Regions from separate parts of the Homo sapiens genome. Here region 1 is linked to region 2. Evidence: chromatin loops called from intact Hi-C (ENCODE). Cell type or tissue: PC-3. All regions are shown on one strand. Each heading gives the region's core, and the rest is flanking DNA. Links, peaks and the distances in the headings are about the cores only. Region 1 overlaps LOC105375409 (a long non-coding RNA gene). Region 2 overlaps LOC112267858 (a long non-coding RNA gene).

Region 1 (16,297 bases), core at 4,391-12,390, 1.4 Mb after region 2:
AAGCAACACACCCTGGGGCCTGTTGGGAGGTGGAGTGTGGGAGTAGGGAGAGGATCAGCAAAGATAGCTACTGGGTATTGGGCTTGACACCTGGGTGACAAAGTGGTCTGTGCAGCGGACCCCCATGGCACAAGTCTGCCTGTATGGCAGACCTGCATATGTACTCCTGAACTTAAAATAAAAGTTAAATTAAAAAAAGTCTATTCTAAGAGGAATTAGTCTTGTAAGTAGATCATCCCCACACCTCCATATGAGCTGCTTGCCCCAGAATCACACATGGTCATGAGTCAGCATCTGGGAGGGAAAACAACAGCCCCCGGACCAAGAAGGTATCACTGTCCCTTAGCACAGGGGCAGAGGGAGAGACTGACCATAGTTGCTTTCTGGAGATTTTCATGACCTAGAGGCAAGGCCCCAGAAATCTGGAAGCTAAGTGTTCTTAAAATATCTACATAAACTTATTAAAAAATCACCAGTTTTTCTTTAAGCCCGATAGTGTTTGGTTTTCAGACACTTGCAATTGTAAAAGTCCTCTGACTTTTTCAATTGTCTCTTATCAACTTATGAAAAGTTGCTCGAGCTTGCTCAAAACAAGAGAAACAAATTAAAATGAAAAGAGATGCCATTTTCACCTATCTGATTTGAAAAGATCTAAATGTTCAATAACAGGCTATGTTGGCCAAGCTGTGAGAAAGTGGGTACGCTCATACACTGTCGATGAAATATAAGCTGTTTGCAATGTTTATGAAGGGCAATGTGGGAATATTTATTAAAATAAAAAATTCATGGACTAAACCCAGGAATTCTACTTCTAGAAATTTATTCCACAAATATACTTATACATGTGAAAAATGCTAAATATATGAGGCTATTCATTATAGTATTGTTTATAACAATAAAAGATATAAATGAGCCTAAATGTCCATCAAGAGAGACTGGTTAAATGAAGTATGGTACAACCACATGGTGGAATACTCTGATATATGTTGTTTGGTGAATCAATTAATTTTGTGCTACCACTTGTATAAAAGGAAGGGGACAGAAAATGTTTATTCAAATATATGTCAATCTCTGGAAGGACATGGAAGAAAATAATGAGTGGTTACATATTTGGGAAGCAGGCATGAGGACTTACCAGATGAGACAAAGTTGAAAAGGAGCTTTTTGTTTTTGTTTTCACTGAATATTCCCTTATTCTTTTCATATAAATTTATTCCTTATTTTTACAAATCCAATAAATTTATTTTAAAGTAAGTAACAGAGTCCTAACTGATTTATTATAATGATAAATCACTAAACACATGTGTAGAGATCCTGGCACTGACCTGTTGGCTGCGTACATTGACACATCAAACTTCTTTGCCTTCCAGAATTTCTGATCTATTGCAGCTTTGAAAGATCAGGGCTGTAGTGCTCAAAAGAGATATTCCATGATTAAAATGGCCCCTACAGGACAAATTGAGAAGTTTCATTATTTTGGTCCCCCTTTAAAGACAAGAGTTTAGAAAACGTGGTTGGGAGTTGTGACCATGGATTTCTGCTTCCTGTTGCTAGAAATAAAAGTTTTGATAATTACCAATATAAGCACTACCAACAAAGCCAATTTGTAGAGAGCACATTGGGATGACAGTATGCTGAAAGAAGGAAATATACCTGGATTCTGACACTGCTCTTGTCACTCATATCTTTATGACTATGGGCTAAGATTCCTAATATTTCCAAGCCTTCATTTCCTCATTTGTAAAATGTAGACAATATTGCTTTCCTTTAAATGTCTAGCATGCTAAAGTTATCTCTTTATAACTCAGAACTTTGGTAAGTCAGGGATGTTCAAACCTTAGGCAATCCCAGGTCCTCCAAACTCACACGACAGGAAGTGGGCAGCTCAAAGTCACAGCCAAACACAGACCATTTCAAAGAAAAATTTTCCAGAGAACAAAACCAGAAGGGCCAGATTATATTGCTAAGGAACTCTAAGACATGACATGGACTGTGTTCTAGGCAGCACTGTTGTGTTTCCCATTTTCTGTGCTTACAATGGAGTCTTTACGGCACTTATATTATCCTTTATCAATTAATAGTTTGTATATTGATTGAGGATGATTAATGTTATGATGTATTATAAATTACTGGGCCATGAGAAACCAAGTCTAGATATAAGCAAGAATGCATATCACTTAGATATTACAGATTTGAAGTAATAAACACTAGGTTGCCTCCCTCTAGATAAGGAGTAAATGATTTTAAAATTTTTCTGTAGACATGAGCACTTTTTGAGATGTATGTATAGGGAGAGAGATACATGTAGATGCTGGGTACCCATCTTGGTACTCATTCATTTTCCTTTATGTTACACAACTCTAATTTTCCTTAGGAAAATTCTAATCCTACCTCTGATCCTTCACCTTGAAATCAAAGTACATGCATGTCCAGTTATGTGAAAAATGAATTTCCTCTCTTTGATTCAGTCACTATGAGTCTGGTATTCTAACCCTTGTGAGTGGAAAAATCTCGGCTAAATGCAATGGTTCTTTAATAAATGAAACAATGCATAACCTCATTTAGAATACAAGAAATAAGAATAAAATCACACAGACACTCCAGGTTTCCACAATCAGATTTGCAAATATCCAATATATTGATAACTCATTTTTTGTGTAACTTATGACAGAATAGGAATTATGATACTTTGCTGGTGGGAGTGTTAAAATGGTACAATACATATGATGAGTAATTTGGAAATGTTTGTCAAAATTCAAATGCATTTACCTTTTTGCTCAGCAATTTCATTTCTAGGATTTATTCTGCAAATAGACTCTTACATGTGAAATAAAGTAATATGTATTCCTTACATTATTATCTGTAACAGTAAAATATATCAGTCTAAAAGTCTATCAACAAGGGCCTGGATAAATGAAAAATTATCATACAGGGGAATACGTGGAGCTGTAAAAAAGAATGAGGAATTTCTTTTTGTCTAAATATGAACATACCTTCAAGATATGTTAGGAGAAATTTTTAAAAGTGAAGATGTTTGTGCAAAATATTTGTGTAAAAATAGAAAGAAGAAAGGAAATGTCTTTTCGTATTTGCTTGTATGTGTATGAATATCTCAGTAAAGATAGAAAATAAACTGAGAAGTATCGTTACCCACGGGGTGGAGGTGGAACATGGGTTTGGGGGATAAGATTGGAAGGGGGATTTTTTTCACTGTATACCTTGTATTTTCAAATCTTGGGAACCACATAAACTCTTCACAACAATTATACACACACACACACACACACACACATATTTAAATATATATATACACATATATATTTAAACAAAAAAATACAGTAACAGTAGAGTGAGGTTGTGGAGTTCTAAGCCATATATGGATTGCTGGTGCTGAAATGTCAGCTGCATAAATTGGATGAGCGGGCTTTCTTCCACCTTCTAGAATGTCAGCTCGGTGCTGCAGTGCTGAAAAGAGTTATCCCGTGGCAAGAGTGGCACCTACAGGGCACAGTAAGAATCTTATGTTTCTTTTTTTATTTTTATTTTTCAGAGAGGTGGAGGTGGCGTATGGATAGAGGTGTAATGATTGGTTTTCTATTGGAGTTGTTGGACAAGTGTTTTGACCATCATCATAGATTTACCATCAGATACAGCTGGATACAAATCCTGTTCCTATAATTTACTGTCTGGGTAGCTTTAGGCAAAGGCACTTATGTTTATTAAAAGCTATAGTTTCTACCCTTGTAAATTGTGGATGATAATATCTACCCTATCACAGTTTGGCTAATAAATTTTAAGTGAATTGTGTCACTTACGGAATACCAACCTTGCCGCCAAAATGTTCCTGTGATTGCTCAATGTCAGAGACAACCCCAAACCTGCATCAATAGGAAATGAGATGCTAAAGAAATACAGCCCAAGGAAGGAGCTATGAGGATGCAATCTAGAAGCTTCCCAGTCCAGCAAGTGAATGGAGAATGCCTGGGCAGAGGGAGCAGGAGAGAGAAAGAGTGAAGGGAGAGAGGAGAGAAAGGACGTGCACACTTCAATGGCATTCTTTGAATACTTTGATGGCATATTGGAAGCCCTGAATTTACCTCTGATTTTTCTGTTGTAAGGACAATAACTTTCTTTTTCTAAAGCTAGATTGAGGTGATTTACTTGTAATTGAAAAAAACTTCTAACAATATCTAATGGTGCATACTAAAAGCCGCTCATCCTCACTCATAATAAAAGTAGAAATTAAAAATGAGATGACATTTTCTACCTATTATATCGGCAAAAAGTTAAATTAAAATTGATAACACATTATATTGGCCAAGCTGTGGAGAAATAGGCCTTCTCATATTTTACTGATGAGCAGTTTAACAACTCCTGAAGCAGGCAAATTAAACATATTTGTTAAGATGCAAATATATGTATCTTTCGACCCAGCAATTATGCTTTTGTGTAATTTGTCCCACAGATATATACTCAATCCTGTGAAATGAGGCATGTACAAGGCTATTCAGCATTGTTCCAAAGAATAAACAATAAGCATCAAACGTTCATCACTGGAGAAGTGATTTCATTTACATGGTGGAAAACTCTGAATCCATTAAAAGGAATAAAAAAAATTTTAGAAACTGATAATGGAAAGTTCTCTATAATATATAGCTGTTTAGAAAAATACAGGGAAAGAATATGAAGAACTTGCTGTAATTTATGCTTAAAGGGGTGGGAGAAGGAATCTATGTTCATGTTTAGTTGCATGTGCACTAAAATCTCTGGAAGAATATACAAAAAGTGGAATAGCATGGCAAAGGCTACGTAGAGGAACTTGGTAGAAAAGGGACAGAGATAAAGGGATTCTTTTTCAATGAAGACGTTTTTGCACATTTTAATTTTTGAACCCTGTAACTGCACAACCGATTCAAAAATGAAATAAGATTCCAGGGGAAAAGATTTCACTTCTATGTTGGAGCTGTGGAACTCTAAACCCAGGGGTGGGATGTGAGGGGTCCTTAGTTTGAATTGTGTGTAGACTAGACTCCATCTTCTAGAATTTCTAATCCTTTCCAGCCTTGAGGGAACCAGTTGCAGAGCTGATCAAGAAATATCCCAGGGTTACAGTGGCACCTACAGGACAAACGGAAATGTTTCAGCTTGTTTCTTGGTGCTTTTTTTGTGGAGCAGGGGGAGTCAAAGTTTAGGAGGACAGAGATAAGGAGGTGACGTTACAGTTGCTAGTTACTGCAAACATAATTTTTATACCAGTATATTAGAAGCTTAGACCTTAGAGCTAAACACCCGTGATTACAAACATCGTGGCTTTGTCACCTGCTCTTTGTTATACCCCTGTTGTATGGCTTTAGGTAAAGGAACTTAACATTTCTGAGTTATAGTGTCTACTTGAAATATGTGAAATATGCTGTCTATATTACAGGTTAATGCCTCAGTGTTTTAAGAGACTTATTTTACCAGAGAAACTCCAAACCTGGCAAACAAAGGCCTGTGAGTACTCAACCCTTAAGACAATCCTAAATGCCCCAAACCTATCCCAGCAGGAAGTGAGCTGCTAAAGAGATGTAGTCCACAGAGGAGGCCTCCAAACCTGTGGGCTACATCACCCAGAGTTCGTCAGGGCCACGGAAGATAAGGGACAAGGAGATCCTTGTGGAGAACTCATCAGGGCAGCCAGATTGGCTAAGGAGCTCACATCACCTCCAGGTCAGGATACTTTGTGTTTCCAGTCCTACACATCATGGGAATTGCTACGCACCAGGAATTGCTACACTTTTTGCTGCTTCCCATTCTCTTCCTTATCAAATGGATGATTTTTTTGATAATTATCCTATTCTTTCTCTGTCCCTTCATGTATTGCATTTGTGGTTATATTGGAGCCATAGTTTGCTGAGCCAGAAGGAACCACCACACCAGGGCCTGACTAAGAAGAATCACCCAGAAATCCTGGACTTGGAGCTATAACTAGATAAGTCTTTGTGTGGTCTCCCTCTGAGAAGAGGAAAGTGCACTTTCCATGGTATCTAATTATGGCTTCATTAGGTAGGCACTGGCGTTTTTGAAGGGATATGTGAGAGTAGAAGGGACAGTGTGTTGTTGAAGGTGTGAATTACAGCTAAAACCTCTGTTGTTAGCCAAGCCAGCGCTTAGTTGTCTTTCTACATTTAATGTCACTTTGATCTTCTGTTGGACACCTGGAATCCATGCCTCTCACATCTCTCAATTCACCTAGTTTGAGTGATTTTGGCTCTATCCCCGGCTCCAGAAGTGGTTGTATGACTCAGGCCTGGCCAGTCAGAACACTGCATCCTGTTCAATTCAGGTCAGAGAGACTCAGGGCAAGCAAGATCTCTCTGCTGAGATTGGAGCTGCGAGAATGAAGGGGAAAGGAGCCTGTCTAAGGACAGGGCCAAGACAGAGGGAGCTGGAGTGAGAGTGAGAGTGAGAGTGAGATTGAGAGAATGAGAGCGAGAGTGCGAAAGAGAAATCACAGTCGGGGGTGACATTTAAGCCTTTGGAGTAAGGCCCATTGGACATTCTCCATCTAGGCTTTTCAGTGATGAGAAAATAAACATCTTGCTTGAGCCAGGTAGACTGCGGCTTTCTATTGCTTGCAATCAAAACAGTTCTAAATCAAATGGCTCTTAAACCAAAAGATGCTCAAACTCATAATAATAAGAAAATAATTGATACAACTTTTTTTTTTAACTCTCAGATTGATTGGCAAAAATTCAAAACATACTGTGTTGGCCAAGCTTTTGGGAAATAGACAATTTTTACATGGCTGCCAGGAGCACAAGCTGGTACAAGCCCTGTGAAGGGCAATTTGAAAATGCCCGTAAACATGACAAATACATGTATCCTCAGATGCACGACAAAGTGAGAATTTTTCTGTTTTTTCATTATTTTTTTCTGACTGGCAGAGAAATTCAGCAGGAATTCTCAGATATATTTAGGTATATTGACACACATGCAAAATGGACCCTATACAAAACTTCTCATTTCAGTATTATTTTAAATGGCAAAACAATCAACTTACATGTTCATCAATAGAGAACTGGGTAAATAAATTTTGGTGTATCCATAAACTGGGAATACTTCAAAGCTAGAGAGGTGGGGGCAAAGAGGAATTTTTATGTACTGATATACAGGATTTCCAAGATATAGTATTATATGGAATAATTAAGACACAGAAAAAAAGGTGTTATAGTACATTATCATGCAAAATAAAAAGTTGCTTTTAAAGTATTTGCTTGTATGTGCATAAAATGGTCTCTGGAAGTATAAAAGAAACTAATAACTTTGCTAACCTTTGATATGTAATAGGTAAAAGGGAAATTTTTTAGCATATTCTTTTTATCATTTTAATTTGTTTTTGAGCCATATGAAAACATTACTTATTCAAAAACTAAATGAATATAAATTTTTAAATTTTCTCATTAGGACCTACAAGCTAAAGAACAGTTAAAAAACAGGCAGTGAAAAGATTCCAGGGGAAACGATTTCACTTCTGTGTTGGAGCTATGGAACTCTAAACCCAGGGGCGGGGTGTGAGGGGTCCTTAGTTTGAATTGTGTGTAGACTAGACTCCATCTTCTAGAATTTCTAATCCTTTCCAGCCTTGAGAGAACCAGTTGCAGATCTGTAAAGAAATATCCCAGGGTTACAGTGGCACCTACAGGACAAACGGAAATGTTTCAGCTTGTTTCTTGGTGCTTTTTTTGTGGGGCGGAAGAGTCAGTGAAACAACAGGCAGTGAAAAAAAAAAAAATACACCAATCTTACTGATCCAGGCAGTGAAATGCATAAGTTGAATGAACCAGCTTCTTCCATTTTCTATGAATATCTGGTCTATTGCAGCCCTGAGAGATCTGTGCTATAAAGCTGGAAATAGATGTTCTGTGATGAGGGTGGCACCTGCAGGACAAAGTGAGAATTTTTCCTGTTTTTTTTTTTTTGTTGTTGTTGTTTTTTAATTGTTTTCTTACTAGCAGAGGAAATCAGCGGAGCATGGAGAGGGCAGGTATTGAGCATGAATTTTCCCCTTAGAGTTGCTAGATGTAAAAGTTTTACTAAAAATAATGGAGACATTGCAAACAAAACTATTTTTATATAAGGCACACACAGAGAATCAGTGTGGAATAGAGAGGTAAAAGTAGACTCTGGTAACATATATTGGCTTTGTCACTCCCCAGCTTTGTGGATTTAGGCAAAAACCACATAACATGACTGAGCTTAGAGGCTACACCTATAAAATGAGGGCAATAAAACTCACCTTAAAGGACTGTTGTCTCTTAACTTTTGAAGGGAGTTTCTTAGCCAGAGAAACCCTAACCTGACAAACAGTAGCCTTCAATTGCTCAATCCCTGAGGCAATTCCAGGCCCCTAAACCCACTCACTCAGGAAATGAGATGTTGAACAGATGCAGTCCATGGAAGGGGCATCCTTCTGAAAGTCCTCACTTTAAATGGGCCATGGAGGATAAAGGACAGGAGAGAAACTTCCAGGGTGGCTAAAGTCATATGACAAAATAGCTCACCTCAACTCTGGAAAGCCAAATGAAAGCCTTTACTTCAATTGTGATCATCTCTCCCTGTTAAGTGTGTAATGTGAATTACGGTTTTCATTTAATCATAGTTTGCTGGACTATGAGAAGCCACATTAGGACCAAGAAAAATATTCATCACCCAAAGATTCTGGACTTAGAGTGACAACAAGTTTACTTACGAGTTTGGAGTTGTTCACCTCACCTCCCTCTGAGATGTGGATGAGCACAGTTTTTACTGTGAGTAGCGTAGCTGCACTGTATTGACACGGGCACTTCTGAACATGTACGTACAGGTAGAAGGATGTGCTGTTCCTGTGACTCAGGCCTGGACAAACAGAGCTGTCCCTCCCCACTTTATAGTGATGGTTCAGGGATAGGTACATGAGAAAATTGAAGTCAGTTAGAGTCAGGCCTAGGACTTTCTGCCCAAGTTGAAGCTATGAGAATGAAAGCCTGGTACTGCCTGGAGGTGGGGAAGGTGGGGAGAAAGACAGAGAGAGAGAAACAGAGACAGAGATTGGAGCAGAGCCAGGTTTGATGAGATCTTTGGGTTCTTGGATTGAGGCATGTCTCCAAATGCACCTACTGACTTTATTTTATCTGAATATTTATTTCTATTCTTAAACCAATTGAGCTGCATTTTCTACCACTTGTAACTGGATTTATATGAAAGCTGTCATACCCCATCATAGAAAAAAGAAATGCAAGCTGAAACTACACAGATAACATTTTTCACTTCTCATATTGATAAAAGTCCAGAACATTTGGTAACACACGGTGGACAAGCTGTGGGGCAGAAGGCAGTCACACACAGGATTGGAGGAAGTATAACCTGCTATAATAGAACCCTTACGGGGGGAAGTTTGAAAATTCTATAAAAATTACAAATGCATCTACCCTTTCATCCAAAAAGTCCACTTCTATGAATTTATTGTGCATACATCCTTGCACAAGAGAAAGACCAGTAGGCCGGTTATTCTCCCTTGGCCTCCCTGCCTCATTTCCATTCTTTTCTGCCATGTGTTTGGTCTTTTTCTGCCATGCATTTGGTCCAGGAGGCTGACCTCTACTGAATGCAGCACACAGTATCCTCTAGTGTACTCTGTAGTATGCAGCAATATTATAATTACTCAGGTTATCATTGGTTTGGGATGCAGTAGAAGTGAATGGCAAGGCATGATCAAATGACTATAGCTCTTAATAGCTATGGCAACATGTGGTCATTGCAGTTTGTCATCTGGCTACTCCTAATGACCTTGGAGAGCTAGAGAAAGGAAATAAAAGCCTGAAGACTTGAACTTCCAATGTAGAGAACGAGGAGAGAATCAAAAAGCCTCAATGGTGATATTAAAATAATTCTTATTTGTAGAGTGCAGACAACTAAATATTAGGCCCAAGGACTGACTGTATGTGATGCAGAGAAGAAGCAGCATTTAGATGTTCAACATCTCCAGGTGTCATGTGCCAATGAAGGCACTAGTTAATAAGGAGTGGGATTCTGAGACTTGGAGTAGAAACAGTTGGTTAACCATGCAAGACTGTGAGTCTTGAACCCTGAAATCTCCCTGAATCTTCCTTGCCTAGGTAAGAAGCCCATCCCTTTTCCCCCTTTCCCAAGGGATTTTGATTTCCTTTACATAAATTTCTTTTGTTGACTTAACCTAGAGCAGTTCTCTCACAAGGGGAATCAATCCTCCCCAACACAGCCTCGCCAACCCTCATTTACCTCCAGACCCACGGTAAGAGTTAAATACCAGCAAAGCCCAAAGGGAGAGTGTGAGGCTGGCTCTGAGAGGAGATAAAAAACATACTGAATGAGTTGAGACATCTTGTCCCCTTGTATTGGTAGGGGTCTAGGGAGCATACAAAGGCAATGCTTCTAAGTGTGTTAGATGAAACATAAGATGATATCTGGCCACATTTATAGATAGAGTTGCTCACAGAGGATTCATAGTTTAATGTGTTGGCTGGAGCACCTGGCTGTGATTAACTGAAGCCTGGGCACTGGTGACCTACAGCTAATGAGGCTATGAGGCTGGAATTTTTCGAGTAAGCTGTACGTAGCAGAGTTCAAAGACTTGTGAATATGGAAATGTTGAGTGGATCTCTATATATACAGGTTGCATAGCCACCTCCCACACCCAATTATAACTAGCAAGAGAGATCAGAAGATATTTTATTCATCATCCTTTATTTATTAAAAAGTGCCTTAAAAAGTTCTATCTTAAAAGCCAGATTTAGTAGGCACGTGATAATGATAGATATGTTGCCCTGGAATAGGGTCTGATTTCATGGGAATAATAAGATCCTAGAATGGTAGATGCCAAGTGGCTCTGCTTTACCATCAGAGATAAAACGGGAGTGATTATTTTAATGAGTCACAGGGACCTGGTAATAATCAGAGTGTTTGACTCATAGGTTTATTATATTGATATTATGTTAATGGAGTTGGTAAACAGAAAGTAGCAAGCACCTTGAAATCAACCTAAATGCTCATCAACAGGGAACTATCTAAATGAATTGTTGTACATTCATACAACGGAATCCTATGCAGTTGTGTAAAAATATAAAGAAACTTTTTATGCACTGATATAGAAATCTCTAGTGTATATTTTTACGTAAAAAAACAAAGTACAGAATAGTCTGTATAATATGCTGCCATTTGTGTAATCAAATGAGGCAGTAACAAGTATTTATATATATAAATATGTGTATCTATATATATAAATGTGTGTGTATACACACACACACACACACACACACACACACACACTGGAATGATGCAAGAGGTGACTAACTGTGGTCATCTGTTTTGAGGTCACAAATAAGAAGCGGACAGACAAGGGTACTTGGTAGTGAAAGGGAGATTATTTATTATATGCCTTTTTATACTTTCTATTTTTTGAATCATGTAAATATTCTCTATTCAAAAGCTTAGAATTTTTTATAAAAGGAAAAATGCAATTATTACACATATATAGAAGCTACAGAGCTGTAAACACACGCATAGATTTATCAAAATGAACCGTCAGCTACATAAATTGCCTTCTTCTGTCTTCTAGAATTTCTGGTCTATGGCAGCCCTGAGAAATCAGAGTTGAAGAGCTGGAAAGAGATATTATATGGTTATAGTGGCACCTGTAGGATAAACTGAGAAATTTTGCTTGCTGGATTCAGGTTTTTTTTTCCCCCTAAAAAGTATGCATTAGAGGGAGGGGCTGGTGAGTCTTCAATGAAATAGCTGAGCAGAAATGTTTAAATAATGAATGATGAAATATTCTAACCATAGAGCAGAGTGATGAGATAAATGTAGTTTCAGAGCCTCAAACACTTGGCTTCATGTTTTCTCTCTGCTGTTTTAGGTAAATGAAAAAAAGTATCTCTGAAACACGAGTTTCTTCATGTGTAAATATGAAATATTAGTTTCTTCATGTGTAAATATGCACAACCCTGCCCATTTTGCAGAGCTGGTGTAGTATGAGAGCGAGTACATGTAACCTGCTGAATTTGCAGCCTGGCACACAGCTGGTTCTCGGTAATCTTTAACCAGTGCATTTTTGCCATTTAATGTATCCTTTGATATTACTGCACTCACCCCATAGACTCACTGTTTCAACCCCACCCCACCATGATGCATTATCACCTTTTATTCACTTTTCTACAAACAAGCTCCTCACACCAAGCCTAATTTAGATTCCTTGCATCTCTTAATATCAAACTAGTACAGCCGCATCTCTCCACTCCTCACTGAACTCATGATTTGGGACCATTTTTTGAAACTCTTGATTTGTCTATTTCATTTTCCAGGAAACATATCACAAATTATATTTATACATTTTTTTGTACCTGATAATAAGATGCATTTATCCACATAATGACATGACATTTTCTCCTCCGGGATTGTTATTAAGCTTGAGCCTGACCTTTTTGCACCTTCAGAATGTAAATGTTCTTCTGAATCTCTGTTAGCTTTATGTATATATGCACAGCATCATGTTTTTAGAATGATATGCTTCTGTATGTGTATAAGACTAAAGCAAAATAGAATTTGAGATCAAGAACTGAAAGAAATTCATTAGCAATCTTAAAACACGAATAAATTTAAAAGATATTGTAACTCAGTAAAGGAATATTTACTAGTGTAACAGACTAAGCAGACATGATTTTTAAAAGTAAACAAATAGTTACTAGAAATATACACAGTTATGTTTAAACCTAAAATAGAAGGTGAGTTGATTTTCTACTCCCAAGATGCTTAGACCAAATGGATAAGAGAAAACTAGACAGTAAAGGATGTGATAATTATGATTTGAAACAGTGGAGGATCTAGACAGAATTAGGAAAAAAGAGAAGAAATAAACCTCTGTTTCCAACAGATGGTGCTGCATATCATAAATATTTTGATGAATATAATGACCCCAGGGTGTTCTGGGCCCGTCAATTAACACTCTAATGGGAGATTTCAACAATCCATATGACAGGATTTACAGAGAGTGACCAGTCATGATTACTAAAAAAAAAATCTATGCTATAGCGAGCATAAAATAGGTTCAACCACAGAATAATAAATACAAAATATGGCAAATATATAATACACAATATTATTAATTACAAAATATTGCTAAAGAATTCAGATATCAAGTTAGAGAATTAGAAACCACATGGCAATAAATGGATATATGGATATCATGTTCCTTGACACTACCACACTAACATTAAAAAGCAAAGGAAGGGGTGGAATTCAGACAACATACAGGTCACAGACAAAAGATAGTCATTATTTCAATATCTGAAAATATCAGTGAAATATTCAGTCATTATCTGAAGTGGATGTTTGCAGGGTGGAAAATTAGATGGTAAAATCCAAACAAGAGCTTAACAGCTAAACTGTGGAAGGGTTTCAGAAAAGTAAAACAATACTGATAAAACTGGGAGAGAGAGCATGGGCGTAATGCACACATATAAGATGAATTGTTGTTTATGTAAGTGTAATTAAGGTTAGTACACTTACAAGGCAGGATGTCCCCAGATCCAACTACAATTATAAGAGCAACTAAAAATACAGGTGGGATGTAATGATGTCCCAGTTGAGATAAACATGGTAAGGACACTGTTATTAGACTACTGAAAAATGTGGAGATTATTTGGTACTAGAGCAGATCTAAAAGAAATAGACCAAAAGAAAAAAAAAAAGAAGGAACTGATGGGGAAGGTAGGGGAGTTGAGGACACACCGAAGAACCTAATAGAAAATAAAAGAAAGAATAAGAAGAACTTCTGCTTATTCTAGACATGAAAAGAAATAGATAGAACCATCTTAAGAATAGGTAAGCCCCATGAGACAGAATAGTAGACCACATAGGGATAAATGGCTTTCATGCAGCCCAAAAGTAAAGAACTTCTGCTGTTCCAACAAAGGGAAAAAAGGAAGGGACTGTTACTATCAAAAACAGTAAGGATAAGCTTAGACTACAGAGACAAAACCCAGAGCTCTAAACTAGAAACATGGCATTCTTTTATCTTTCCTGATCACATTTTTCCTATATTATCTATTAAAATGTAATTGTGCAAATAATGTTATAATAGCATTACTACATACAGAATCATAAATATCAATAATTTCAGGAAAAATGCCTGAGTATGCATAAACGAAATGAAAAGAAAAATTTAAACTGTTAGGAGGAAGCATTTCTGTAGGAGTCCTGGTAAAATGAAGCCTAGGATCAGCCAGTTGTCTTCCCAGAACATGAAGTATCTTTAACAGCAAATTCCAAATGAGTAACTGGAACAGACCTGATAAAAGAAAATTATAGGACATTGAAGAAAATAAAATCAATTTAGTAGTATATATTTCTATTGAAGAGGCAAAACTGACACCAGTGACATTACTCACATTGGATTGTGATGTGTCATATCTATTCTCTTAACTAAAGTTTATTCTTGAAAGCTTTGTAAAATTTATTTGGTGGTGTGAATGGGGGAAGTTTTATTATAATTTTGGATCATTTATTTAACGTGTACATATGAACTATTTAGATTTTCTTTTTCTTCTTCAGTCAGTTTCAGTGAGTAATATTTTTCTGGAAATTTGCCTGTTTTACTTAGGTTTTCAAATTCACTGGCATAAAATTGTCATTGAGGTGGCAGTAGGAATGGCAGTCCAATGGTTCCTTTTTAATAACCTTTTGAAATAATTATAGACTTACAAGAAATTGCAAAAGTAGTACAAACATGTTCCATGTACCCTTTCTTCAACTCACCCCAATTCTAATATCTTACATCTACTAGCACATTACCAAAATCAAATACTGTTGATTAGGCTACGCACCTTACTTGATTCCACCAGTTTTTACCTGAACTGATTTTTTACATGTATATAGTATATATACATGTACATAGTTTTAAGAGATTTTACCACTTGTATGGATTCACACAGCTACCACCACAAGATATGGGGCTGTTCCATCATCACAAAGACCCTCCCTCATGCTACCTTATTACAGTCAGATCCTCTTTGCCCACCCACCTCCCTAACTCTGACAATCACTGATTTCTTCTCCATATCTATAATTTTGTCACATCAAGAGGGTTACGTAAACTGAATCATACAGTAAGGAACTCCTTAATATTGGCTTATTTCACTCAGCATAACTGTGTTCATAACCAATATATGATGTTCTACATTTCTATATGTGCTTTTATTTACAATCTACATTCCTTCTTTGGTTATATGTCTGCTTCAGTCTTTTACCTTTTTTTTATTGTGGTGTTTGGTTTTTTTTTTTTTTGTTAAACTTGGGGAGTTCTTTATAATACCATTGTCTTATTGGTGATTTGCAAATAAACTTTCCCAGTCTGTGGCTTGTGTTTTTATCCTCTTAATGAGGTATTTCACAGAGCAGAAGTTTTTAAGTCTGATCAAGTCCAATTTATCAAATTTTCTTTCATAGATTATGCTTTTGGTATCACATCTAAGATCTCTTAGACCCAAGTCACAAAGATTTTTTTCTACAATGTTTCCCATATAAGTATTATAAATTTGTGTTTTACATGTAGACTTATAGTTCATTTTGAGTTAATTTTACATAAGGTGTGAGGTTTAGGTAGTAGTTCATTTTTCTGGCTGTGAATGTCCAATTTTCCCAGTGCCATGTATTGAAAATGTCACCTTTCCTTTATTGATTGCTTTCACATTTTTATCAAAATCTGTTGTCCATACCTTTAAGGGATCTCTTTCTAGGTTCTTTGTTCTGCTCCATTGATCTATGTGTCTTTTTCTGCATGATTCTGTCTTGATTAATGTAGCTGTACAGTAAGTCTTAGACCAAGGTGGCCTGATTTCTCGAACTTTATTACTTTTCAAAAATATTTAGCCTACTCTAGTTTATTTGCTATTTTACATTAATTTTATATTAACCTAGATTATATCTACAAAAATATTATGAAGATTTTGATATGAATTGCACTAAATCTATAGATACATTTAGGAAGAATTGACATTTTTCTAGGGTAAGTCTTTCAATTTATGAGAATAGTGTGTCTTTTCATTTTATTGCTGCTTCTGTTATTTATTTCATCAGCATTTTGTACTTGACAGCATACCGTCCTGTAAATGTTTTCTAAGACAGACGCCTAATAGTTAAATTTTTTTAGTGATTTTAATTGGTCTTGTTTTTTAAGTTTTGGCTTTCAATGTTAGTTGCTAGTCTATGGGAATATTATTGATTTCTTGATCAAGAATCCTGT
Region 2 (16,297 bases), core at 2,949-10,948:
GCATCCTCCACATCTGTCTTAGTGCCTTGCACATAGTAGGTGACTGATAAATATGTGCTAAATGAAAAGGAGCAGTCATCCCTTGTTCTTCTATACCTAAGAGCCCAGAATCTGCTGCAAGTGAAGCTTCTCAACAATCAGCATCTTCTACAGTGGAAGGCGGAGGAGAAGCCCTTTCTGGAAGGAAATTCATCTCCTACTTAGACAGTAAACTTAAAATAGGCTCTTCCTGTGCACACCCCACAGATGCTCCTTATAATTCCTCAACTTTCCCCACCAAGCAGTACCTCAGGAGCCTTACTGGCCAAGTGATTTTTGCCAGTATCTTCCATATATCAACCTAAAAAGACGTTTTTCTTGAAGAGAGGAAAAAATTGATATATAGCTTAGCAAGAAGTGGAAATTTTTACTATAGTTGGGTTAAAAGCAAAAAAAAAAAAAAAAAGGAAGCATACCAGCTAACCTCTGTCTATTATACTATGATTTTTCTCAAAGGCAGACACCAAATAGTTCACAAGGGCACCCATAGCGCCAGGCCACTTAGTAGGCTCTAAACATGTCTGTTGAATAACAAACACGGCAGTTGAAGGGATATAATTTATACCCATAAAAAATTAATTAGAGAGAAAGCCCAGTGTAATAGAAGTTTAAAGCCAGAGAGTTTCCACTTTATCAAAGCAAGCCCTTCAAACACAAGTTACACTCAAAGAAATAAGAGTTTGCCAATGCATAAGGCCTGCCTCCTCCAGGAAGCCTTTCCTAACTGCTTCAGTCTAAACTAGATTTCTACTGCTTTCAGAATTGCTGCCACACCTTATATTAGCACTTTTCCAATGCTTTAAAACAAGGACGGCTTCTCTCCAAAACTGTATCACATTTGAGAGTTAGGGCTGTATCAAATACTTCTTCTGCCAGCCCAGCTCCTGAAACCATGCTGGGAAGGCAAATGGTAGAGAGAATATTTTCTAGGCATGCTCTGGTTAATTAACAAACAACCTTTTTCCATTTTCATTTCTCTACTCCATAAGCAACTTAACTATGTTTTTCTATTCTTATTTGCATATTTACTTACAATGTCATCATGTTTCACATGTATATGTTCATTTTGCTTACACAAAATGAAGCTATTTTTCTGCAATCACAAGAATACTGTTAACACCCAGAGCCTAGAATTTCCCATCTGTTAGCAAATCTCACAACAAAGAGCCTTTTTGGAAGCGTAGTTAATCCTTTAAAGAGATGTATTTCACAACTCAACTCTTATCTGATGTCAACAGAAACATATTTTTGCAAAATGTGGCTCAGATGCAAGCGTGCTAAATTACTAGTTTAAAATACAGAAAGATGGAAAGGGTTGTGGGTAAATTTTACAAGGGAGAGTAGTCTAATTATCCAAAGCCTTTGAAACAGCCTTGAACCGCTGACCGTCCCCCATGCCCAGATTTGAAAGAGAAGAGCTTCCAATTAATTAATGCAGTCAACATTTTTCAAGACCCTTCTCTGGGGAAAAGCCTCTGCTGGAAGTTCAGTGAAGGGAGTTCCAGTGGGAAAGATAGAATTGAAAAGAAATAGAAGAATACAAGGAAGATGAATTATCTCTCTTCCTAGATCATTATTTCACTCTTTCTGTTCTCTCCCCAAACCTCTAAGCCTTTTCCCTGTCTCTCACTCTCAGCTGGACTGGCTTTTTACTTCACTCTGGAAAAAAGAAAAAAAAAGCGAGAATTTCCACAACCACTACCACCATTTTTACTACCAAATCTACCAAGATATTAGCATGTGGGCCCACCTACTCTGCATTCCCCACAATTAAAATGGATCAGTGGTCAGTGCTCCTAAGGACAACCCTTTTCTTACCTATTGAAGGACACTGCTGCTGCAGTTGTCCTTTGTCTCATACATGTCATGACATTTTCCATTTCTACTGGGTCAGTCCATCACCATGCAAATGAATTTGGGATCTCCCATTCCTCCAGCCACTAACTGCCTGACTTCTCTACCTCCTTGACACTACAACACTAGAAATAATTATCTATACTTGCTGTCTCTGCTTCCTCTCTTTTCTTTCTCTCCTCTACTCACTCCTGTTGAACTTTTGACCCCACAAATCGACCATTGGTAGAGTCTCCAGTGACCAGCTCATTACCAATCCAAAGATAAATTCTTAGTCTTCATCTTCTTCAGATCATCAGCAACATTGACACAGTTGGGCACAACCTTCCTTCCTGAAACACCTTCTTCATTTATCACTGTCTTTTGGGTCTCCTCCCATCTCACTGATTGCTCTCCTGATCCCCTGTGCTGGCTCTTCTTTGTCTTTCCAGCATTCAAGTGACCCCCTAGTTTAGTCCTCGGATCTCTACTCTTCTCATTCTCCCAGGAGATCTCATTCATCTAATGACTTTAAGGAGCCTTCTAGACATATATTTGACAATTCCCAAATACATACCTTTTCCCCTGTATGTTAGACTCATTCATTCATCTACCCACATTGTGCCTCTATGTGTATATCCAATAGTGTTTCACAATCAGGTCAAAAACTGCATTCTTTAAAAAAAATTACTTACTTAAGTGAAAATTATATACATATATTCATTGTGTACAACTGCTTGTTTTGAAATATGTATACATTGTAGAATGGCTCAATCAAACTAATTAATATATGCATTACATCATATACATATCATTTTTGTGGTGAATACATTTAAAATCTTCTTTCTTGTCATTTTTTAAAAATACGATACATTAGTAGTAACTGTAGTCACCATATTGTACAATAGATCTTTTGAACGTATTCCAAAAACTGAATTCTTGTTTTTACCCCCACCCCTGTTTCCCCTTATGGCCTTTCTCAAGTAAATGGCAAATCTATCACTGTAGTTTCTCAGGCCAAAATAAAAGAAGATGAGCTCCTTGTGGACAGGGTCGTTGCCTGTGTCATTCATCCTCCACGTCTATCATAGTGCCTGGCACATAGCTGATGATGGAAATATGTGCTAGATGAAGGACTGCAGTAAAGTTATCAGTTAAAAATACAGAAAAGAGCCACTAATCCTACTTTTAAGGTGAATGAGACTAGCAATTGGGAAATACTTCATGAAAAAAAAAAGTTTAAATTTGATCTTGAAGGACTAGCAAGCATTTGACAGGAAAATAAGGGGGAAGACATTCCTGGCAGAGGAAACAGCTTGGAAAAACATAAAATGATGTGGAAATGCATGCTACATTCAGAGAACCGTGTTACTGAGTCATAGCATAAAAGATGCAGCATACTAGGAGATGTTCTAGGAGAGTAGCTTACTGGGTCTATTTGGACTTTATTATATAGGCAAAAGAAAGCTGTAAAGATTTTTAAGCAAGGGAATAACACCACATAGCACAGTGTTGAAGACAGAATATATTATTAAATAATGTTCTGTTGGAGGAGAAAAAAATCAAGAGCAGTATAGGTGAAAAACTGGAGATTGGGAAAGGAGAGTATGGAAGTATGAAATCTCCAACAGTAGTTGTAGCAAGAGATGGAAAAGCCTGCGCTAAATTGGGTTACTAAGAATGACCAGTAGAAGGCAGCTATAGGAGAGACTGCGGAAACAGAACTGCAGACGGTAAGTTAAGGGTGAAGAAGAGGCCGGGCACAGTAGCTCACGCCTGTAATCCCGGCACTTTGGGAGGCCGAGGTGGGTGGATCACGAGGTCAGGAGTTCAAGATCAGCCTGGCCAACATGGTGAAACCCCGTCTCTACTAAAAACTACAAAAATTAGCCGGGCGTGGTGGCATGCGCCTGTGGTTCCGGCTACTCGGGAAGCTGAGGCAGAAGAATCGCTGGAACCCGGGAGGTGGAGGTTGCAGTGAGCCGCGATGGTGTCACTGCACTCCAGCCTGGGCGACAGGGCAAGATTCCGTCTCAAAAAAAAAAAAAGTGAAGAATAGAGGCGCAAAAGCTGCTAACCTCCAGATTTCTTCCCTGACACCCCAAACTCTTTTACAACAGAAGTGTATCCCAAACTCTTGGCACTCTCAAATGCTGAGAGCCAGGTAAGGAAGAAAACAGCTACAGGCAAGGACAAGCCCCCGACATGTGGGTGGAAGCCTCTTTCCAAGGTTTGCGTTCATTTCCTCTGCTCAGTGATCCTAAATAAAATAGCCATTTTCCCACCATCCTGGCATAACTTAGGTGAGATTCCACTGTAGTGAACTAGAACTGGAGGTGAGAGAAAATTGCACTATTATTAAACTTTGCCTATCATCAGCCTTGCTTCCAAGAAAGAAAAGAAAATTTCTTTCTCTTTCTCCCTCCTTCTCTGTATGGCTTGATGCTGACCTAGATGCCCAATCCAATTCTTGCTTGTCCTATTAGTTTTATATTAATCTGTATTATACTTTAAATAGATTTTGAAGCAGAAGCTTACTTGGAAGACTCAACATTATTCATAAAACTATTAGTATTGAGAAGAATGTGTTGAGTTTCAAACTCTAAGTTTATCAGTAAATTTTGGTACTTACACCATTAGTACAGGGAACGGGATTTCTTATTCTGTGCTTCGTGATTCATATTTCCACTTCTTTGTCAATTATTCATTATTATGCAGCTTATAAGAAGGCATGAAGTTAACAATAACGATTATATTAATGATAGAGTGAGTTATTAAAATTTAGTTTAATAGCCACTATATTTGTGATGATAATTATAGTTATGACTAACTATGATTATAGCAGCCATTGTAATCATAATAAGCTCAGGATGGTTTAATGCTAATTGCTTCATCATAAAGAAATTAGAATATAGAACTGTAAGTGGATGTGGTTGTGATTATAAGGCAAAAGAATGTATGCAGATATTAGTTACTAGTTATTAACCTTCTCCATGAAACCAGACCAAAGAAAAAATTTTGATAAACCCAGACTTGGTTCAGATCTGCGTCAGGCCCCCTGAGAAAAAATGGGTATCATTCTTAAAACAACATGCCTTAAATTGAAACCAATTTGAAATTTAGAAAATGTGCTGATATGATACTGGGAACTTCTTTAATACCAAATGAGCTAGAGATAAAAAGTAATAGCATGGACACAGTCCTTGAAGCACACTAATGAAAGAAACTGCCAACCCATCAAGTTCATATGAAAATACCTACAAATGGAACTTCCTGGGGACTTTCCTATTGAAAAAGCCTGTGGAATGTTCTCCTGTCTTCATATTGCTTCATACAGCAGATGGTCACTCTGGGAAATATGTCAGTCATGACAACAACAAACTACGTGTGCCTGACAATTACAGAGATGGATGGATGAAATTTTGCAATTCATAAATCTTATAAAAGTCACTGTATTTGCCCAGTGATTATTTGTCCTTAACTCTACCCCACCTTACTTCTCCTCCAGAGAGATGCCACTTTGCAAGATTTCATGAGTAGCATGGTAAAGCCAATAATTTGGGGTGTTAGCTAACTGACAGAAATCCGAAGTAGGAGAAGCCAAGCTGAGCCAACGTGGTCTGTATGAGACAGAAGAAAATGTCAACTACCATATTTTTCTAATAAATACAAGATACATTCATTTTCACACATATTTGCTACAGATGGAAATTTCATTTAATGATGGCTGGTTGAGGACCCCAGCCAAGGGTGTATAAATACCAAGAAGACATCAATTTATGAGATGGGCTCCCTAATAAAGCAGCTACATAGAGAACCCAAGAACACCGCCATAGCTGATTTCTAATGAAATATTTAATGATAATGATGACATCAAGTTGCTCTCATTGAACCAACATATGTTGTTATGGAACCATAATAAAAATTTTGCATCATGAGAATTTCTGAGGGATTTAAGAATAAGAGCAATTCTTAACTGTTAGGAAAGTCCTGGGGGAGGAGAAAAAAGAAGGATAGGAAGATTTATTACTGATTTTCAATGTTGTGAAGTTAACTAAGTTTCAGTTATATCATGAGCGATAATCATTAGAAATCTTGAATTGATTTCCAATCTGTAGTGGATATGCTAGCTAAGAATTTTCCAAAGCTTTGTTGACTCTCAACACTCAGGCTTCTCAAGCCTCAGAGGCCTTCCCACCAGCAGAGGATGCTGTTTTTCCATGCATGGCATAACAACCCCCAACCACCTCCAATCCCAGTTCCACCAGGAAACAGTTCACACAGAGAAAAGATTCCTATTGGGCCATTTTGCAAGTGTGGTTTTGCACTTGAAACAAAGAGAAGAGACTCTTTCATTCAGCTCAAGTTAATTTAAATATTTTAGTGGTGATTTCTAAATCTATCATTTTTAAGGAAGTAAAAATATTGGAGTGGAGTGGGAATGAGCAAAACGCTGCTGTTTAAAATATAAGTATCAGTCACTGTTTTCTGTGATTTTCTAGCTCCCCTTTAGTGCATCTGAAAACAATGCTTTTCAATTAGGAGAAAGTGCTTATCTAAATGATCAGATTTTTCCCGCCTGTGAATAATGAAGCCAAAGTAAAGGCTGTGGTTTTTAGGACAAATGAAAACAAGAAAGTCATTCAAATTAATAATAATTTTAGAAAACTAAAGGGGGAAATTTTTATCACGATGGGAAAATGAAAAATAAAAAGGAGAAGAAGATAGGATTTGCCGGGAAATAAGCAGAGATAAAACAAAGCCCAAGAAAATGAGTATAATAAAAAGAAAAATAAGGAAAAAATAACTCATTCCTCTGAAAAGAAGAGCTTGTAAAAATACAAGCAGGATAAAATTAGACAGGGGCCCTTTCTTCCCCAGTAAGTAGCCTTTCACTCATTTTTCAAGCTTGTCTTGAGAGCCCCACGCACGCAGAGAACACTAGAGGTGCAAGGCATAAAGCTGAATGACACCCAGTTTCTGTTTATGATCATCTTGGGATCTAAAAGCAAAGATAAGCTATATAGAAACTATAATGGAAAGAAGAAAGTAATAAATGTCATGAGAAAAATAGGTATAAAGTATTATGACTGATAAGAAGAGAGAGGGCGTCACCCCTGTGTTGATGGATGAGTCAAGGAAGACTTCATAAAAGAAACAGGTTTTCAGTTCGACCATTAAAGGATGAGTAGGATTTTTCAATAAGAGGATTTGGACATTCCTTATAAAGAAAAGAGATGACATGATTAAAGCTTCAGAGTTTGGAAAGTAATTTTTTCTTTAACTGCGAGTGTTTGAAGAAAGAAGAATGAGATACAAGACCAGTGAGAGGCTCTTAGAAATCCAATCACAAAGGTCCTTGCAAGTCAGGCTAAGAAGTGTGAACTTTATTTCTTAAGAAAAGGGGTTCTTAATATGGATTTGTGCATAATTTTCAAAGGATTCATGAAACTCCTTATGTATTTTTTGTAATTGAGTATTTTTTCTGGGAAAGATCCATGACACAAAACAATTCAGGGCATATAGAACACCCTTCCCATGGGGTATCTGTCCAACTCCCAAAGACCCCTCTTTATTTAGAGGCTGACCTTGAACACAAGGATATGGCCTCTAGTGGCCAGAGTTGTACAGTCTGACCTTGCTCCTATAGTCTCAGCTGAATGAAGCTGAGCAAACAACTGGCTCACTTAGGCCCAATCAGACCCCAAATGTGTACAGATTTGAACTGAGAGCCTAGGGTTGTGGGAATTCATTTACTTCAATAATAGAATTCTAGAGAAAATATTCATGAATTCCTTATTCTGAGATACCTGTCACTAGTTTGATTTCTGCCCTTCATGATGCTGGATTGTTCAAGCCTTTCTTGACCTTTGTGAGAAACCACAGTATCCATCTAAATATTCTTTTTTTTTCTCAGAGTGATTAGGCAGAGTCAATTTCTTTTGCTTATAACCAAAAGAATGATGACTGATACAGAAACTCTATTTCAAACACTGCAAAGAGACAGTGAGAAAGTATTAGAACATTTGCACAGGGGCATGACAGCTCCTAAAAATTATTTCAGAAATGTGGGAGTTATATTTACATTGTTTTTCTCTATCCCCAATTCTCAACATCAAATCAACACTATCTTTTACCCATTTTTCCTGCAGAAGCTGTCTAGTACTCTTTCCCACCACAGCTATCCTGGTTCAGGTCCTAATCATTTCTCTCTTAGACCATTGAAATGAGCTTCTAAATGGTCCCCCAACTCCAATCCATTCCCCACACTGCTGACAAGTGTCTTTTGCAACTCATGTAAGATTATGTGAATCTTCTCAAAAATCTTAACCCACACATTTCTAGTGAAAAAGTCTAAACTCTAGTCCAGCATTCAAAGCTCTTCAGAGTCTGGCCACAGTCTACATTTTCAACATTGTCTTGCACAGACAATACTCTCAAAGTCACCAAACTCCATATCGGATTTTATGACTCCAGGTCTCTATACATCCCACTCTCCATGTTTGAAATAACTTATTTCTTCTTATCCTGGTCACTCAACATAGATATCACTACCTTGTCCTTTTCTGTTACAACCCAGCAAAATTATCCCTTCTTCCTGTATATCCTTGTAGCAGATTTTATTACAATTCGGCCACATTATAGCACTCTGGGCACCTCTGCCTCCTCTACTATCCTATGAGCTGCTCAAGGGCATGTCTTATTTATCTTTATATTTGGGACCTAAAGCAATGCCTTCCAAGTGGGTACTTGATATATATTTAATGGACATGAGAGGGAATTGATGGATGTAAGAATTAATGAAGGTGATAAAGAATACATATTCAAAGAGGTAAAGAGAGGATGTGATTATGTATTATGGCTAATCTCACAGCAGTTTGGGAAGGAAGGATTGGTCAAGAGTGTCCAAGTCTAGAGAGAAGTCAAGGGGAGGATCTTGGGTGGGGACAGGCTAACTCTGTCATGATCAGTAGAGAACAATTGCCTACCTGTCAGGTAGGCAATTGATAATGTAGAGAAGATATATTGATAACACAGAGAAGAGTGGCTGGAGATGTGAGAATGCTGATGTGTGGAGGAGATGGGGAAGAAGCAGAATCAGGGAAACAGTTTACTTCTTTGGGAAGTAGGGAAATAAAATGAAGCTAACCAGAGGAACAGCATAATCCAGTGAGGGAAGGAGAGCAATCAGAAAGGTCTTAGAGAAAAAGGCAGAAGTTGGAGGAGTCAGCATTGTCAAGGAAGAAAAGACCTCCTCCTTGAAACTGAAAACAGATATTGATACAGTGATTATTTTGGAAGAAAAATGAGATATATTAACTCCAAGAAAAAAACAAATAGAACAAACTGGTCCCTGGTGTTGTTGCTTATCACTCAGTGGTACAAACAAAGAGTATTTCTGCTGCCTCCATCAAGAACTCTCCCCCAAGCAAAGTTCTTCCAATATAGAGCCAAGATAAAAGTAGAATAACTATAATTCTATAAAATGGGGGTACAGTTAGGACATAAAGACAGCAAAGATCACTTGAATTGTATCCGTTTCACATCAAGGGCACTCTTATAATCACATTTAGTTACACATGGGTAGGCTGTGGAAACAGCTGGGTAGACCTTAATTTAATTTAACTAATTGATTTATTGGTTTCATTAATTGCTGTCAAAGGATACAAATACTGTCCCCAAGGGCCACAGTTTAGTTGGTCATCACTACAGCTTCTAGAAAAGTAATTGGATTTTTTAGTTTAGCCCTCCAGGTCAGCTATCAAAGAGCTAGCAGGATTTCACAATATAGCGCCATAGAAAATAAAGACAGAGAACTACCTATTGATGTAAGCAGTGCCTCCTTCTTTCTCATTTTCCTCAGTGACAAGGTCTTTTTCCATTAGTCTTTTTAGATTCTTTTTTATCAGAGTAAATTACTTTTATTTCTTCCTTGAGCACTCTTTATACTCTCCTTTTCTTTGGGCTTTATCTTTCATTTCTAACCTTGGCTTTTCTCTAATTATCATAGATGCCATCAAACTCTTTTATGTATAAATGGGGTACAAATCAATAATTGATAAAATTGTTAACTCAGAATGGTAAACTGATTTTGGTTTTCCCTGTTAAATTTTAGTTTGGGGACCTCTTACTCAAGCTCAGAACCCTAAGTTGTAGATGTTTTCCTTTCTTTTTTAAGTAAAATTTAATACCTACTCAAAATTTTTAATGAAAATTTTAAGTATTGAGAAGAAAATAAAAATAACTTTGAATCCCAAATTTACCTTTTGATATTTTTTCTATGCATATAGACAATGTTGAGTCTCAGTGAGAAAGAGCTGTATGTAAAACCTTCAAAGAATGTTTTACTACGTAACACGCCAAGGCATAAACAGCACTGTCAATCATGAAACAAAATCAGGGAGAAAAATCTTTCCTTCTCTCCTCCCTGTCTCCCTCCCTTCCTTCTTTCTCTTCCCAGATTTGGCATCTCAAGGATTCTAAAGAACCTGGGTCAATATCCAGTAAAAATCAGCAGTGTCAGGCACAGTAGCTAATATACCTGGGAAAGCATTAGCATCACTGGATGGGGAGCTAAAATGCAGGGAAAAGCAGAGAGAAAGAGACCCTGCAGTGTGCAGGAATACAGCTGCAGGTCAAGAGAAGTTGCTTATTCCTTCACACATGGGAGACATCCCCTGGAGACAGTTTTTAAAATGTCTGGTAGAAGATGGGCATTTTGGAAGTTCTCAAGTCCAACATCATTCATGAAAATAAAATCAGCCAATAAAATTTGGGCCATGAACTCATTTACCTGCAAAGGATGTAGATCCCTGGGAAATTCAAGTGTAAGCCATCCTTAGATTTCAAGAGCATAATGAACTTATGCCCTGTCTCACGATGTATATTCTCTCATTCTCCATACCCCTTCTATAATTAGTATATATCCCCACTACAAAATGCAGATCTCCTTTTAAATATGTAAATTTTGATTCCCAGATTCATTTAGGATCCATTTGTTCTGAGAGCATGTATAAAAATTATCTTACACTGGAAGGATGGATGCAACAATCTTCACTGTGATGAATGCAGGAGTGAAGAGGCTAAAGACAGAAGGGCGATCTCAAGATACCGATGGGAACTCACAGCCTAGAAGAAAGGTTTTACAAGAAAAACTCTGATGTCCAAAGAACTGTGAGAACCAGCAATGAGCATGATCAATTTAAATCTGCAGTTCTCAATTCTCCTATTTAATATGTGTTTCAGCATGCCTCTTATGGCATTTTACACTTGAGTAATTTCATTAGATGGATACTCTGGTGCCTTTGCCATTAAAATATGTTTTGTTGTAAGATTAGGGAGCTATTGAAATACTAAAGTTAAGTCTCAATAAAACAATAATAATAATACTTTAACTGCCTATAAGATCTTTTTTTTACTATATTGACATTCATGCTCAATTACAACACAATTTTTGCCTTCTACATTTTAAAGACCTTTAACATGCTTTTAACTTTTATGACTATGAATTGGTTTTGATGGTACATGTAAACTGTAAATATAGTAACTGCAGATGGCATTAATCTTACTTATGAACCAAATGATCTGAATGTGTAAAAATATAGCCCAAGAGAGTCAGAGTTAAAAGCCTTTGAAAACTGCCTCAATGTCTTCCAGCTAGTGAACTTTCATATCAGTGTCACTGTTCATATTATCTTGTCAGTTGGGGGTCTTTTTTTATACAAGACTTGTTAGGCAACGCCTGCTGGAAATATCAGTGTGGTAGGATCTCAAGCGGCTGTGTGGTTACCTAGACTCTGGGGCAATCAATCCTTTGAATAATAATTCTGAAAATTGACTCATGGACTCTTAGAACTGGAAGCGCTCTTAGAAATCATCAAACAGAGCCTGACTCCCTCAATCAGGACCTGCTTTTAGCTGCACAGCGAATTTGGTTCTACTATCACTATTTCCCTTAGTTTTGCTTTCTCAGTTCCTCTTTCTGCTCCAAATTATAGCAGCAGTCCAAATATCGATCCCTATGATGCTTCCACATTTTATGTTCATTAAACTGCACAGTGACATTTCTATGGTGTAGCTCTTTTTACTTAATGTGAACGGTAGAAGCTACTAGAAGAGACACTGGACTAATTCTGAGGTGGTTTGCAGGAGGAGCTAAGGCTGCACAGCTGCCCACTGTGCCACAGCTCTCTCTAAAAACTGGACCCAATCAAGCTGTTAGTTAGAGATGCCAAATCATCAATCGTCTCCAACCTGAGAATTCTAACTCTCAGTCATTCCTCAAAACCCAGTTTAAATATCTCATCCCCCTTACTAAATAATATCAATAATTAATATCATTTCCCTGTCCCAAGCTCTTTGCATACATCTCTATTGTAGTTAGAAGTTATCTCCCAGTGAGATTATGTAGTTTATTGAGAGAAGTGAGTCTCTCTTATCATTTTTGTATCTTCAGTGCCTGGAATAGAATAGCTGTTTAATAAATGTCTGAACGTAGAAGAAAATGTCAAAGAAAAACATAAAGAACATAGCATACTGTTTTTATTGAATATCAGGGAACATCAGAAATGGAATGTAGAAATATGTAAAATCTCTTCTTCTCTGTTTATGACCAGAAAAAGCCTATGAATATAGTCAGACAATCCTACCCAGTGGAGTAAATTCATTTCTGAAAACGAGGCAAGTTTACATTGCCTCTGTACCTCTGATAACTCTGGCCAATGTTATTTAAATTGTTTATTATCTGTTCAGATAATTCTCAATGCCACACATTCTCCCATAAAGGTAGCCAATTGCATGCCTGCAATACATATATGAATTGTTTCAAAGTGCCAACATTTTCTTTTGTCACTACTCTATGCAGCACACAAAACTGTCATTGCAAATCATTTTATTAATGTCATTTAAAAAACAAATTAACTTTTGGAGCTGTTGTTTGTGGCATTGTGCTGCTGTTTCCCTCCCTTCAACATTCTGTACTGTAGTCTTCACAAAAGAACACTAGAGGGATCAGCTTCATATTTTTCAGAGGCCTTTGTGTCAACCAAGCCAAGTACAATTATGGCTCTTCCCAGAAGAAGGAAAGAATAATGTTGGCAATCGGGCGTTACCACCCAGAACCACAGAAAAAGCTGCAAATGTAACCAAAATGGCTTTCTCGGCCTTTATAAATCCAGAAACCTACGTGGCATTTTCTATGGCTAGAGGCAGCACTTTGGGAAATTACCTTTAGAAAACTGGTTAGAGGTCTACCAGAGCTTTGAAAAGAGCCTGCAACCTGGGGAGGGATTGAAGAAAGAAATAAGCAGACTTGTTGTTTAATAAAGCTGCCATTTTTTTTTTTTTTTTTTTTTTTTACTTCCAAGGGACAAAATCAAGTAAATGTCAAATTTTTTCCCAGCTGGTAAGCACATTCAGATTTCAGACTAAAATGTCCCAAAAAGACTAGGGCTGACGATGAGAAAGAAACACATGAATTCCTTCTTTTCAAAATAAGATAGAGAAAGAATTCAGTCACCTTTAGTCTAGACATTTTTCTCTTCACTTTGCCTAAACCATAGCCATATATAAAGGCATACATTGATAAAATGGTATAATTTTGGTGTTTTGGTGTTTCTGGACAAATAAGAGGGAACTAATCAAGCTAGCAATCCAAGTCTGTCAGAACTAACAAGGTAACTGAATCAGATAAAATTAATAATAATAACAGTAAAAACCTCTTGTTATAATGTCAGACAACACTGTAGCTTTAATTTGTCGATTTCAGAAAGACCTCTTTGGCTCCTGAACTTATTTGGTTAGTGAATTACCTCACAAGCTGATCCTCTCATCTCTCTCATCCCTGTGGTCTTTCCTAATTAAAATGAAAACCACATTGCTCTAATTATTTGATCATACCATTTCTCTTCTCAAAACCTTGCAGTAGCTTTTAATTGCAGCAAAACCTGGAATTCAATGTAAAATCAATACTGGGGCTGTAAGTCCATGCCTCCAATGTTCTCCTGCCTCTGACCCAATCGCTGGCCTTTACTCTGCATGGCCAGGGCTTTCACTTCAGGCAGTCAATCTGCTTGACTCCAATAACATCCTGACATGATTCCCCCTTTTCTTGATTGTACCTTTCTCTTCTCCAATAAATAAACACTCAGCCAGAGCACAGCTGCAATGGTCTATTTTTGTTGGCCATGCTGGATTGTCGTTTATAGGATTTGATGTGCAATATGTCTTGTCCTGTTTCTTCTGAAATCATAAACTTCATGCTTGTTGATGCCTTGATTAGACCATAGCTCTAGTATAGCACTGGGGGCTCCATAAAAGTGGTCAACACTGGAGGAGATCGGCAAGGAAGCTCAAATCTTCGTCTTTATAAGCTAAGAGTGATCATATACATGCAAAAACTTCAGGAAAAGAGGTGCGGTTCCCTTCAGCCATCCCCTTTCATCTCTCACCCCTGACTTGTTCCCTCCCTGTTCTGTAAAAAATAGAAAAAGAACCCTGGCTTTCCTCTATGGTGGAAATTTCCAGCAATGGCCTTCCATAAAAGGGATAGGTCTTGTTTCAGCACCAAGGAATCTGCCTCTAACCGTTTGGGCTGGGTGGTGGAGACTTTTTTTTTTTTTTTTTTTTTTTTTTTGCTTTTAGACAACGTGGAAGTGTCTGGAATGGTGTCTCCAGTCCCAGCCATCATAGGAATTACTCAGTGTTTCAGGGCCCTGAGCCAGTAACCACCTCCCAGCCAGCTCTGCCACGTTAGCTTCGAAAGGGAGGTGAGTGAGCTCTGAGTTCAGAGAGGCCAGAGTGATGGAGTCTCCTGGCTGAGAAACCCTCCACAGGATCGATAGCAATTCTCACAGGGAAAAAAAGCACCCCATTCTAGTTCCTACTCCCTACCCTTACAGAATTGTAGAAAGTGAGAGTGAGTTGTTCAGATCTCACTCCCATCCGGCTCCTTAAAGTATTAGGGACCAGGAAACTAAGCAGTGGTGCAGCCCACCCATCCAAGAAACCTGACCCAGGGCTGCCTGATGGGGCTCCTTTTCTAATTTGACAGTCAAATGGGGAGACTTTTGGAGGGATGCTTTTACAAATTTCCTTCAGAGATGGATACTTTATTCTAATAATTCCACCTAAAGGGACTGCCTTTGCTAATTCTCTCCAAGGAGCTATATAGAAGGGGCACAGCTGAATTGACCTTTCTCAGTAAAATGAATCTTCACACACCTATATGATAAACTCTTTTCTTTTTAATTTTTGGAGGTGGCATGCTTGTCCCCAGCTCCAGTGTTTCTGCATCTCCTCTGCAGCTACCAGAGTGGTAGATATTCCCTAACGTCACAGATTCCCTGACCTGGAGCTGAAGAACTTGAGCCAAATGCTCATCCATGAGTTTGACTTTCTAAAGAAATTAAGCATGAAGAACAAGGTAGGAGGCTTCTTCTGGCTGTCTAGGTTCTGCCAAAAAACGGGTATCTCTGGTTCCCGGAAATCTGACAATCTAACTAGACACCTTGCTCCAACCAGATTTATTGATTCATGTTAAGAGCTACTCCCTAACCAGGAGGTTGTGATGTCCTTCTTATTCTCTTACTCCTCTCTCTCTCTCTCTCTCTCTCTACTGTGAAGGTTTGAATCTTGTGTCTAACATTTATGAATTAGACATGTTATTTAATGCCACTGAACATTAGTGAATTCATCTATAAAATGGAGTAGAATGTATATAAAGCCTCTCCCCTTCCCCTGCCCATAGCCCATCCCACTTTCTAATACTTTAGTGTGGGTGTTCCACTTAGTTGTCTATTCAAATGTCAAATCACTGTTCTGGTCATGGTGTAATATTCCTACCAGCAGGGACCTGATCTGTCTTGTTCTTTCTCTTTAATACCTAAAAAAGTGCTTGGGACAATAAATGTTGGTGGAATTAATGAATGTCAGGAAAATCCACTTCATCTCCAGTCTTCCTTCTGCCATTAGCAAGCTGTAAGTAACCTTCACAAACTCATCTGAGCTGCTTTGGCTACAGTTTCTCCACCTGTAAAACAAGATGTTTGCAGTACAAAGTCTTTGGTTCTCTAAGACATGCTTTCTCTGTTAGGAGATTATTATGACCTTCAGTTCTTTTCTCTGCTCAGCTTTCATCATTCAGGCACATTTCACATCCAAAAGGCATCCATGGTGATTCAGAATGCAAGCTCCCAAACGAGACAGCTGTGATCTGTATCCCAGCCCTCCACCATCTAGCTCCGGGTTTGGGGCAAACTTCTTAAACTTGCTGGGCCCGTTTCACTGTCCATTACCTCAAGGAGCTGTTGGGATGTATAAGTGACTAAATTCAGGTAAAGAAACAGAAAAGTGTGTGACAAACAGTAGGCAGTCAATAAAAGTTCACTATATGACAGTCTTTCCTTCCTATATTTTGAGTTTAGAT

What was found. Peaks named below come from ENCODE experiments on the same cell type or tissue, not always from the same donor. Only the 100,000 strongest peaks of a DNase experiment are listed, where the experiment ranks them.
Region 1: a loop joins it to region 2, with 21 times the contacts of the local background. A loop is called at or near these places in 10 of 110 quality-filtered maps.

Annotation. Positions count from the first base shown.
Region 1 is chr7:95,682,819-95,699,115 of GRCh38, forward strand. The region is part of intron 2 of LOC105375409 (a long non-coding RNA gene); the gene reads left to right. Among named protein-coding and RNA genes, the nearest start is that of DYNC1I1, 82 kb to the right of the region's middle. In PC-3, for the core only: CTCF peaks have their summits at 5,117 (motif pointing left), 5,316 and 7,850; DNase peaks (open chromatin) are centred at 6,303 and 8,863; H3K27ac peaks cover 536 bases; H3K27me3 peaks cover 619 bases.
Region 2 is chr7:94,283,095-94,299,391 of GRCh38, forward strand. The region is part of intron 2 of LOC112267858 (a long non-coding RNA gene); the gene reads right to left. Among named protein-coding and RNA genes, the nearest start is that of COL1A2-AS1, 100 kb to the right of the region's middle. In PC-3, for the core only: a CTCF peak has its summit at 6,073 (motif pointing right); a DNase peak (open chromatin) is centred at 6,097; H3K27me3 peaks cover 231 bases.